2 separate regions of the Homo sapiens genome follow, and region 1 is linked to region 2. A link is a loop called in an ENCODE intact Hi-C map of the cell type or tissue named here. Cell type or tissue: endothelial cell of umbilical vein. All regions are shown on one strand. Each heading gives the region's core, and the rest is flanking DNA. Links, peaks and the distances in the headings are about the cores only.

Region 1 (4,389 bases), core at 241-4,240, 360 kb before region 2:
AGGGGGCTAGAGAATCTATGTTGCAGTGTAGAATTGTGTGTCTTTTCTTTTCTTTCTTTTCTTTTTTTTAGATCTCGGCTCACTGTAACCTCCACCTCCAGGGTTCAAGTGATTCTGATTCTCCTGCCTTAGCCTCCAGAGCAGCTGGGATCACAGGCATGTCCCACCACACCTGGCTAATTTTTGTATTTTTAGTAAAGACGGGGTTTCACCATATTGTCCAGGCTGGTCTCGAACTCCTGAGCTCAAGTGATCGGCCCACCTCAGCCTCCCAAAGTGCTGGGATTACAGGAGTGAGCTACCGCGCCCGGCCAGAATTGTGGGTATTTCTAAATAATATTTATGTTGTGTAATGTACTAAACATATTCATTAAATATTTGGTAGAGATGCAGTGGAGCTAAAACAAACACGGTTCCAGCCCTCATGGGGCTTAGACTCCCAAATAAACACTAACCAGTATTTAAATGATAATTGTAGTAAGTGCAAGGAAAGGAGGTGTGTGTTTCATCTGAAGGAAGTAGGAGTGTGTGAAGTGAAGACAGTGGAAGTGGGCAGCAGAGACAGCAGTTGAAGCAGAGGAAACAATGAAGACCAGGTTGTGGTAGAATGAAGGGAGTATCTCCAAACATGTAGATCTTGTTACAGGTGTTTAGGAGCAAAAGGCAACCACTAAAAAGTTTTAAAAGGGTGAATATGTTAGGAGTTGAGAAATTAAATTTACATTTTGGGGCCGGGCGTGGTAACTCACAGCTTGTAATCCCAGCACTTTGGGAGGCTGAGGTGGGTGGATCACCTGAGGTCAGGAGTTCGAGAACAACCTGGCCAACATGGTGAAACCGCATCTCTACTAAAAATACAAACATTAGCTGGGCATGGTGGCACACACCTGTCATCCCAGCTGCTCGGGAGGCTGAGGCACGAGAATCCCTTGAACCCAGGAGGCAGAGGTTGCAGTGAACCGAGATCTGGCCACTGCACTCCAGCCTGGGTGATAAAGCAAGACTCAGTCTCAAAAAACAAACAAAAAAACAGAAAAAAAAATGTATCTTTTGGAAACTGCACTGTGGCTGGCAGACTGGGAAAGAATTTGAGACCACTAGAATGGGAGAGAAGGGGCCACCTAGGAGTGACTGTTGTTGTGTAGGAAAGAGATCATGGTGGCTTGGATTAAGGTTGTGATGGAAAAGATGGAGAGAAAAAGATGAACTCAAGAGAAATTTAAGAGGTGATATCAACAGAACATGTGGATAGATTAGATACAGGGCAATGAGAAAGAAATGTCAAGGGTAACATGTAGGTGGTTGTGGAACTGGATAGATGGTGGTCCATTCATTGGCAGAAGTGCTCTACTGCAATAGCCTGACACCGTCCTCTACCTAGCTTGTCTAGAACTAATGTCACATGCTAACAGTCACCCCATATCTGCTATGGTACTCACGTTGAATTCTTCTAACAGTTATCAAGACAGAAGCTCCCTTTGTAGTTCAATTTTTCAATGAAAGGCATTTTCATGGAATAAGACCTTTTTTAAAGTTAGTTAATAAATCAAGTTTTATATTTGTTTTTTGTTTTGTTTGTTTGTTTGTTTTTTGAGACATTGTTTCATTCTTGTTACCCAGGCTGGAGTGCAATGGCGCAGTCTCGGCTCACTGCAACCTCCGCCTCCCGGGTTCAAATGATTCTCCTGCCTCAGCCTCCCAAGTAGCTGGGATTACAGGCACCCACCACCATGCCCGGCTAATTTTTGTAGTTTTAGTAGAGACAGGGTTTCACCATGTTGGTCAGTCTGGTCTCAAACTCCTAACCTCAGGTGATCCGCCCTCCTCGGCCTCCCAAAGTGCTGGGATTTACAGGCGTGAACCACTGTGCCCAACCTAAGTTTTATATTTGACATCATGGAAACCATGTAGTGTGAAAGAATAATGCACTCTTTAATGGCCTCAGGCAAATTAGAAGACAAGAGAATTTAAGTTTTAAATAATGCCAGATGAAAGCCAGATGACATGACAGCATGTTATACAGCCAAAGGGTTCACATATTTTCATAGAGAAGCCAAGTCTTCCTAAAGTACACAGAAGTATAGGCATGTTATGAGCAGTCATATTGCACATTCATCATTATAAAGGAAAGCATTGCACATTTCCTTTGTGGTAACAACTTCCCTTGTTATTTCATTGTTACGTTACTTCATTAGTATGAAGTAGTTAGTATGAAGCGTTGCTTTTTAAATTTTTTTTTTCTTTTGAGACGGAGTTTCGCTCTGGAGTGCAATGGGGTAATCTTGGCTCACTACAACCTCCACCTCCCAGGTTCAAGCGATTCGCCTGCCTCGGTCTCCCTAGTAGCTGGGATTACAGGCGGATGCCACGACGCCCAGCTAATTTTTGTATTTTTAGTAGAGATGGTGTTTCACCATGTTGGTCAGGCTGGTTTCGAACTCCTGACCTCAGGTGATCTGCCTGCTCGGCCTCCCAAAGTGCTAGGATTACAGGCGTGAGCCACCATGCCTGGCCTGCTTTAAAAATTTTTTAAAGTACTCTTACATTGAGATGCACTATCAGATTCATTGGCCCAACAATAACAGATAGCTGTTCAAAAACTAGCTCCTTGTTAAAAACAGGAAAGAAATTGACAGCAATTATCTAATTTTAGCAAAACAATATTTGTAAATTAATTTCAACTTTATAGTGCTATAAGAACTATAAGCATAATGACTTTGCACACAGCTTTATGAACGGATTTATTTAAGTAATATTCTCATGTAAATAAGAAGTCAACATCAGGGGTTTGAGAGAATTGTTTCTCTTAAAAGGGGTCTGAGCCTTATTTGAGTTAGGGAAACACTGGGCTATAAAATAAAAGCAAACCTTGGCTGGGTATGCAAGGTCTTCCGTGATCTGGCCCTCAAAATACCACTGCCTCATCTCCTGTCACTCTCCTAGTCAAACCTGAGGTCCTGCCAACATTGTATTTTCCATGTTGTTATTCTAGCTGTTCCCTCTCTCCAGAACACCCTTCTAAATCTACTCAGCTAAAATAATAATCACAGCCCATAGGCAGGTCTTGGGATTTTAATCCTCCCAGAATGACAATTACTTACTTATTCAACGGAATAAAATGGTACAATATGTCTAACATCTCATGATGAGATGTATATGGAGAATTCTCCCACATTTTATTGTGAAGAATGGACTGAGCACCCACTACCTGAGAATCAACAGGATCCCTCTAAGCCAGAGAAGCAGGACCAATAGTCCAGAAAAAACAGAGCCTTCTCCAAAAAACAGGACTTGTCAGACAGAATGGTCAATCCCAGTCATTCCCCAATACTTCTCTTAAGCGTTTTGCTTGATAAATATGGACTTTTGACCAGAAGAAGAGAGAAACAACTCTGGTGTAAAGGTTGTTATCACTAGTAATCCCTCCCTCCTTCCCTCTCTCCCTCTCTTTCTGTCTTTCTCTCTTTCTTTCTTGAGGCAATCTCACCCTATCACCTAGGCTGAAGTACAGTGACATGATCTCGGCTCACTGCAACCTCTGCCTCCTGTGTTCAAGTGATTCTCCTGCCTCAGCCTCTGGAGTAGCTGGGATTACATGCATGCACCACCACGCCTGGCTAATTTTTGTATTTTTAGTAGAGACAGGGGTTTTGCCATATTGGCCAAGCTGGTCTCGAACTCCTGAACTCAAGTGATCCGCCCACTTCGGCCTCCCAAAGTGCTGGGATTATAGGCGAGAGCCACCGCACCTGGCAGGCTGCAGTTTCTTTCAATCAAAACAATTCAATTGTTGAGACCCTGAGGAAAAAATGTGTATTCTTAAAACAGAAATTGTGTACTTTATTGATTATAGGAGACCACCAGTGAGAAAAAATCAGCATTGCTTTTCAGCAACTAAAGTTGCCGTATAGGTGTATTTGATAAGTCGTGATACCAAAGCATCTTTTTAAACTTTCATCCTAATATTAGGTCTAGGTAGATGGCATGTGGCCCGCAGCTGTCAGGTCATTGATCTAAAGGAAAAGGGAAGAAAAGATTCCTCCTTGAGTCAGTCTAAGTTTAAATTGCTCAAGGATTCAGGGATTAAAATTTATGTCTGTTTTACTTTCTACTTGCTTGCAGCTTATAGTTTTCAACAATCTTTAGGTTTTAAAATACTTATCAGGTTTTTAAAAATTTCTTCATTTATTTGTATATATGCTATTTGCATTTTATATTCTATATGTAGCATATTTGAGATAATTTTTTCAAGTTTTTTTCTAGATTCCTATTTACTTAAAACAGTATTTCCACAAAATAACCCATGAAATACTAGCCCTGCAAGATATTCTGAAAAAAAGGGAGAATTTCCAAAATCAAAAAGGTTTGGAAAATTGTGTATATCATAGT
Region 2 (4,389 bases), core at 103-4,102:
CCAGTCGGCAGATGTTGGGGATATTTTTCTGGTGGAGGAAGGGGAATCAGCCCCTCCAATTCTTAGGTGCTGTTACTGATCGCCCACTCTGTGTGAGGCTCTGTGCCAACTCCGTTTCGTTCCCTGCTCATCTAACTCTCATGGCAGCCTTGCTAGATAGAGAGTATTATTATCCCCATTTTCCAGACAGGGACCTTGAGGCCCAGAGAGATGAAGTAGCTTGTCTAGGGTCACGCAGCTTGTAAGTGGCAGAGCTGGCTGACTCTGCGGGACATCCTTGCCTGGGGGGGTCTCATCAGTTGGCATCTTGCACTCACTTGGGTTTCCCGCCTTTTCCGGGAGCAGCCTCAGTGGGGTCGCCGTACCAGGGGCCCTGGCAGGGTCAGCTGCAAGAACATCAAACCAGAGTGCCCAACCCCGGCCTGTGGGCAGCCGCGCCAGCTGCCGGGACACTGCTGCCAGACCTGCCCCCAGGGTAAGTCTTGCTCCGCCCTGCGGGGAGGGAGGCAGGGCCACGATACTAGGTCCCGGGCCACTTGGATGGGGCGTCGGACTGGCCTTTCCCATGGCCAGCTGAAGCCCGTGTTCTTACCCCCCCGCCCGCAGAGCGCAGCAGTTCGGAGCGGCAGCCGAGCGGCCTGTCCTTCGAGTATCCGCGGGACCCGGAGCATCGCAGTTATAGCGACCGCGGGGAGCCAGGCGCTGAGGAGCGGGCCCGTGGTGACGGCCACACGGGTAGGGGGCTGGCGAACAGCGGGGTTGTGGTTGAGGCTGGGCCACCAAAGCGGCGTTTGACAGTGCTCAGGCCATCTTCCTCCCGTCCCAGACTTCGTGGCGCTGCTGACAGGGCCGAGGTCGCAGGCGGTGGCACGAGCCCGAGTCTCGCTGCTGCGCTCTAGCCTCCGCTTCTCTATCTCCTACAGGCGGTGAGAAAGGGGAAGGAGCAAGGAGGGGTCAGCTGCCGGGGCCCGGGAGGGAAACTGGGAGAGCTGGGAGGGGCTGCTTTTGGCTCAGTCCGGCCTCACCCGACCTCTCATTCCCAGGCTGGACCGCCCTACCAGGATCCGCTTCTCAGACTCCAATGGCAGTGTCCTGTTTGAGCACCCTGCAGCCCCCACCCAAGATGGCCTGGTGAGATGATGCCATTTATGAGCACTTGCCCAGTCTGGGCACTGTGCCGAGAGCATGCTCTGCATTGCCTCCCGTGGTCCTCACCACAGCCCAGTGGGAGGAAGGCACTGACATTATGATGCCCATTTTACAGAAGGGGGAACTGAGGCTCAGTAGGATAATGTGATTTGTTCAAGGTCACACAGCTAGTAAGTGGTGCAGCCAGGATTGGAACCCAAGCATCTGGCTCCAGCGTTCTTTCTTAAGCTTCCTAGGGCACCCTGGAGGTTCCTTTCCATGTTCCTTTTTCATAAGCCCTGCCTGGGCATCCTAATTGGCCTAGCCTGCACAGTGTCTGAGCGTAGGGCCTTCTTGTCTCTCTGCTCCAGGTCTGTGGGGTGTGGCGGGCAGTGCCTCGGTTGTCTCTGCGGCTCCTTAGGGCAGAACAGCTGCATGTGGCACTTGTGACACTCACTCACCCTTCAGGGGAGGTCTGGGGGCCTCTCATCCGGCACCGGGCCCTGGCTGCAGGTAGGGAGCAAAGAGCCCCGGGCGTGAAGTTCTGAGTCTTCTCTATCACCCAGGAAAGGGGGGGAGGGTTTCTGACGGGCTCTCATCATCGTCCCTTCCCCAGAGACCTTCAGTGCCATCCTGACTCTAGAAGGCCCCCCACAGCAGGGCGTAGGGGGCATCACCCTGCTCACTCTCAGTGACACAGAGGACTCCTTGCATTTTTTGCTGCTCTTCCGAGGGCTGCTGGAACCCAGGAGTGGGGGTAAGTGGGATGGGGGCAAAACACGTGAGAAGGTTAGGGAGAGCACCTGTCTCAGAAAGGCCCACATGTGCGGCCTTGCAGGACTAACCCAGGTTCCCTTGAGGCTCCAGATTCTACACCAGGGGCAGCTACTGCGAGAACTTCAGGCCAATGTCTCAGCCCAGGTGAGTGGGGATCTGGCTCTCGCTGCCACCTGTCTTGGCCTCTTGCTATTGCCCATCACACCCTGCTCTGTCCCCAGGAACCAGGCTTTGCTGAGGTGCTGCCCAACCTGACAGTCCAGGAGATGGACTGGCTGGTGCTGGGGGAGCTGCAGATGGCCCTGGAGTGGGCAGGCAGGCCAGGGCTGCGCATCAGTGGACACATTGCTGCCAGGAAGAGCTGCGACGGTGAGGCGGGGGGGGGGCCTGGTGCGCCGGGCATGCACAACTGAGAGACACAGACAAGTGCCAGGGTGGGTGTGGGAGAGATCCTGTGGACTGGGGGTGTAAGCGGCCATGGGGTAAACCTAGCCTCACCTGTCTTGCCCCTCCGTAGTCCTGCAAAGTGTCCTTTGTGGGGCTGATGCCCTGATCCCAGTCCAGACGGGTGCTGCCGGCTCAGCCAGCCTCACGCTGCTAGGAAATGGCTCCCTGATCTATCAGGTAAGAGCCAGGGGCTGCAGAAGGTGGGGGAGGGGTGGCGTGGGCAGCAGGCCCCAGGCCTTTACTGCCTCTCCACTTTGCCCTCCTCCATCCCTGCCCATCAGGTGCAAGTGGTAGGGACAAGCAGTGAGGTGGTGGCCATGACACTGGAGACCAAGCCTCAGCGGAGGGATCAGCGCACTGTCCTGTGCCACATGGCTGGACTCCAGCCAGGAGGACACACGGTGAGGGCTCCAGGTGGAGCTGGACCCCAGGGCCCAATGCATGGGCTGTGGGAAGCCAGGTTGGATGAGCAGGGATGTTCATTATCATCCACTCACTCATGGGTTCTCCCACTCATTCATTTATTCATTTGACTTTTTTTTTTTTTTTTTTTTGAGATGGAGTCTGGCTCTGTCACCAGGCTGGAGTGCAGTGGTGTGATCTTGGCTTACTGCAACCTCTGCCTCCTGGGTTCAAGCGATTCTCCTGCCTCAGCCTCCCAAGTAGCTGGGACCACAGGTGTGCACCACCACACCCAGCTAATTTCTGTATTTTTAGTAGAGACGGGGTTTCACCGTGTTGGCCAGGATGGTCTTGATCTCTTGACCTCATGGTCCGCCCACTTCGGCCTCCCAAAGTGCTGGGATTACAGGCGAGAGCCACCGTGCCCGGCATGATTTGACATTTTTAGTGAGCCCCAGACTAGGGACTAGAGTACAAAGCAAATCATATGTGGCCCCTGTGCTTAGCAAGCTCACAGTCAAATGGGAGCATTGGACCTGGAGAACAGTGCCACAGGCCACATATTAGTAAATGTAATGGCAATGGTTGCTACTTATAGGGCCTTTCCATGTGCTAGGTGCTGCATTGGTGGCCTTACATAGTTTTTGGCTTTCACAGTATCCATTTGAGAGATGAGGAAGTGAAGACTTGGAGAAGTTAAGTTACTCTTGAAGGTTGTTACATAGCTAGGAAGCAGCAGGGGAGGGCCTTGAAACTGGGCCTGCCAGGTCCTTATCCTGTGTTTCTGGTGTGTGGAAGTGTGTGTGGGTGGAGTGGGGGCACAAAATGGTCCAAGACTTCAGAACCTTGGACTCGTGTGAGAGCTGAGAAGGCCTATCCTCCCCTGCCCCCAGGCCGTGGGTATCTGCCCTGGGCTGGGTGCCCGAGGGGCTCATATGCTGCTGCAGAATGAGCTCTTCCTGAACGTGGGCACCAAGGACTTCCCAGACGGAGAGCTTCGGGGGCACGTGGCTGCCCTGCCCTACTGTGGGCATAGCGCCCGCCATGACAGTGAGTGTCCTTAGGGGTCTGTCTGCCCTTTGGTTTCCTAGAACATTTGAGGGATGGTGGCAGACAGCCGGAGCCTGGTGTGTCTTTCTTTGTGCCTAAGCTCCGGTTGCCATCTGAAGGTGGGGACATATAGGGTGGCCCTGCTGGCGGACTCTTCCTGTTGCTGAGGTTCAAGGGTCTAAAACTTGCTGCTCTCCAGGCCCTGGACCTATGGACAGTGTCTTCCAGCTCGTGGAATGTGTGCTGGGGAGCTGGGAATGCTGGGTTTGAGGGCTTGCCCTAGGCCACCTTCTCACCTGTCATCTCTCCTCTGTCTGGACCCAGCGCTGCCCGTGCCCCTAGCAGGAGCCCTGGTGCTACCCCCTGTGAAGAGCCAAGCAGCAGGGCACGCCTGGCTTTCCTTGGATACCCACTGTCACCTGCACTATGAAGTGCTGCTGGCTGGGCTTGGTGGCTCAGAACAAGGCACTGTCACTGCCCACCTCCTTGGGCCTCCTGGAACGCCAGGGCCTCGGCGGCTGCTGAAGGGATTCTATGGCTCAGAGGTAAGGATGTGATGGTAGGCGGCAGCTTGGAACATTTCTG

What was found. Peaks named below come from ENCODE experiments on the same cell type or tissue, not always from the same donor. Only the 100,000 strongest peaks of a DNase experiment are listed, where the experiment ranks them.
Region 1: it touches region 2 in a loop (7-fold over the local background); 1 of 110 quality-filtered maps calls a loop at or near these places.

The regions. Positions count from the first base shown.
Region 1 is chr3:184,020,380-184,024,768 of GRCh38, forward strand. No RefSeq gene overlaps it. Among named protein-coding and RNA genes, the nearest start is that of ABCC5, 4.7 kb to the left of the region's middle. In endothelial cell of umbilical vein, for the core only: no CTCF peak of the experiment used is centred there; a DNase peak (open chromatin) is centred at 2,122; H3K27me3 peaks cover 593 bases.
Region 2 is chr3:184,380,890-184,385,278 of GRCh38, forward strand. CHRD (chordin) reads left to right here. Exons shown (of 23, transcript NM_003741.4): 3 at 346-475; 4 at 607-735; 5 at 827-926; 6 at 1,044-1,131; 7 at 1,500-1,641; 8 at 1,745-1,885; 9 at 1,967-2,049; 10 at 2,127-2,274; 11 at 2,423-2,529; 12 at 2,634-2,753; 13 at 3,648-3,804; 14 at 4,129-4,349. Among named protein-coding and RNA genes, the nearest start is that of CHRD, 3.0 kb to the left of the region's middle. In endothelial cell of umbilical vein, for the core only: no CTCF peak of the experiment used is centred there; no DNase peak of the experiment used is centred there; H3K27me3 peaks cover 1,432 bases.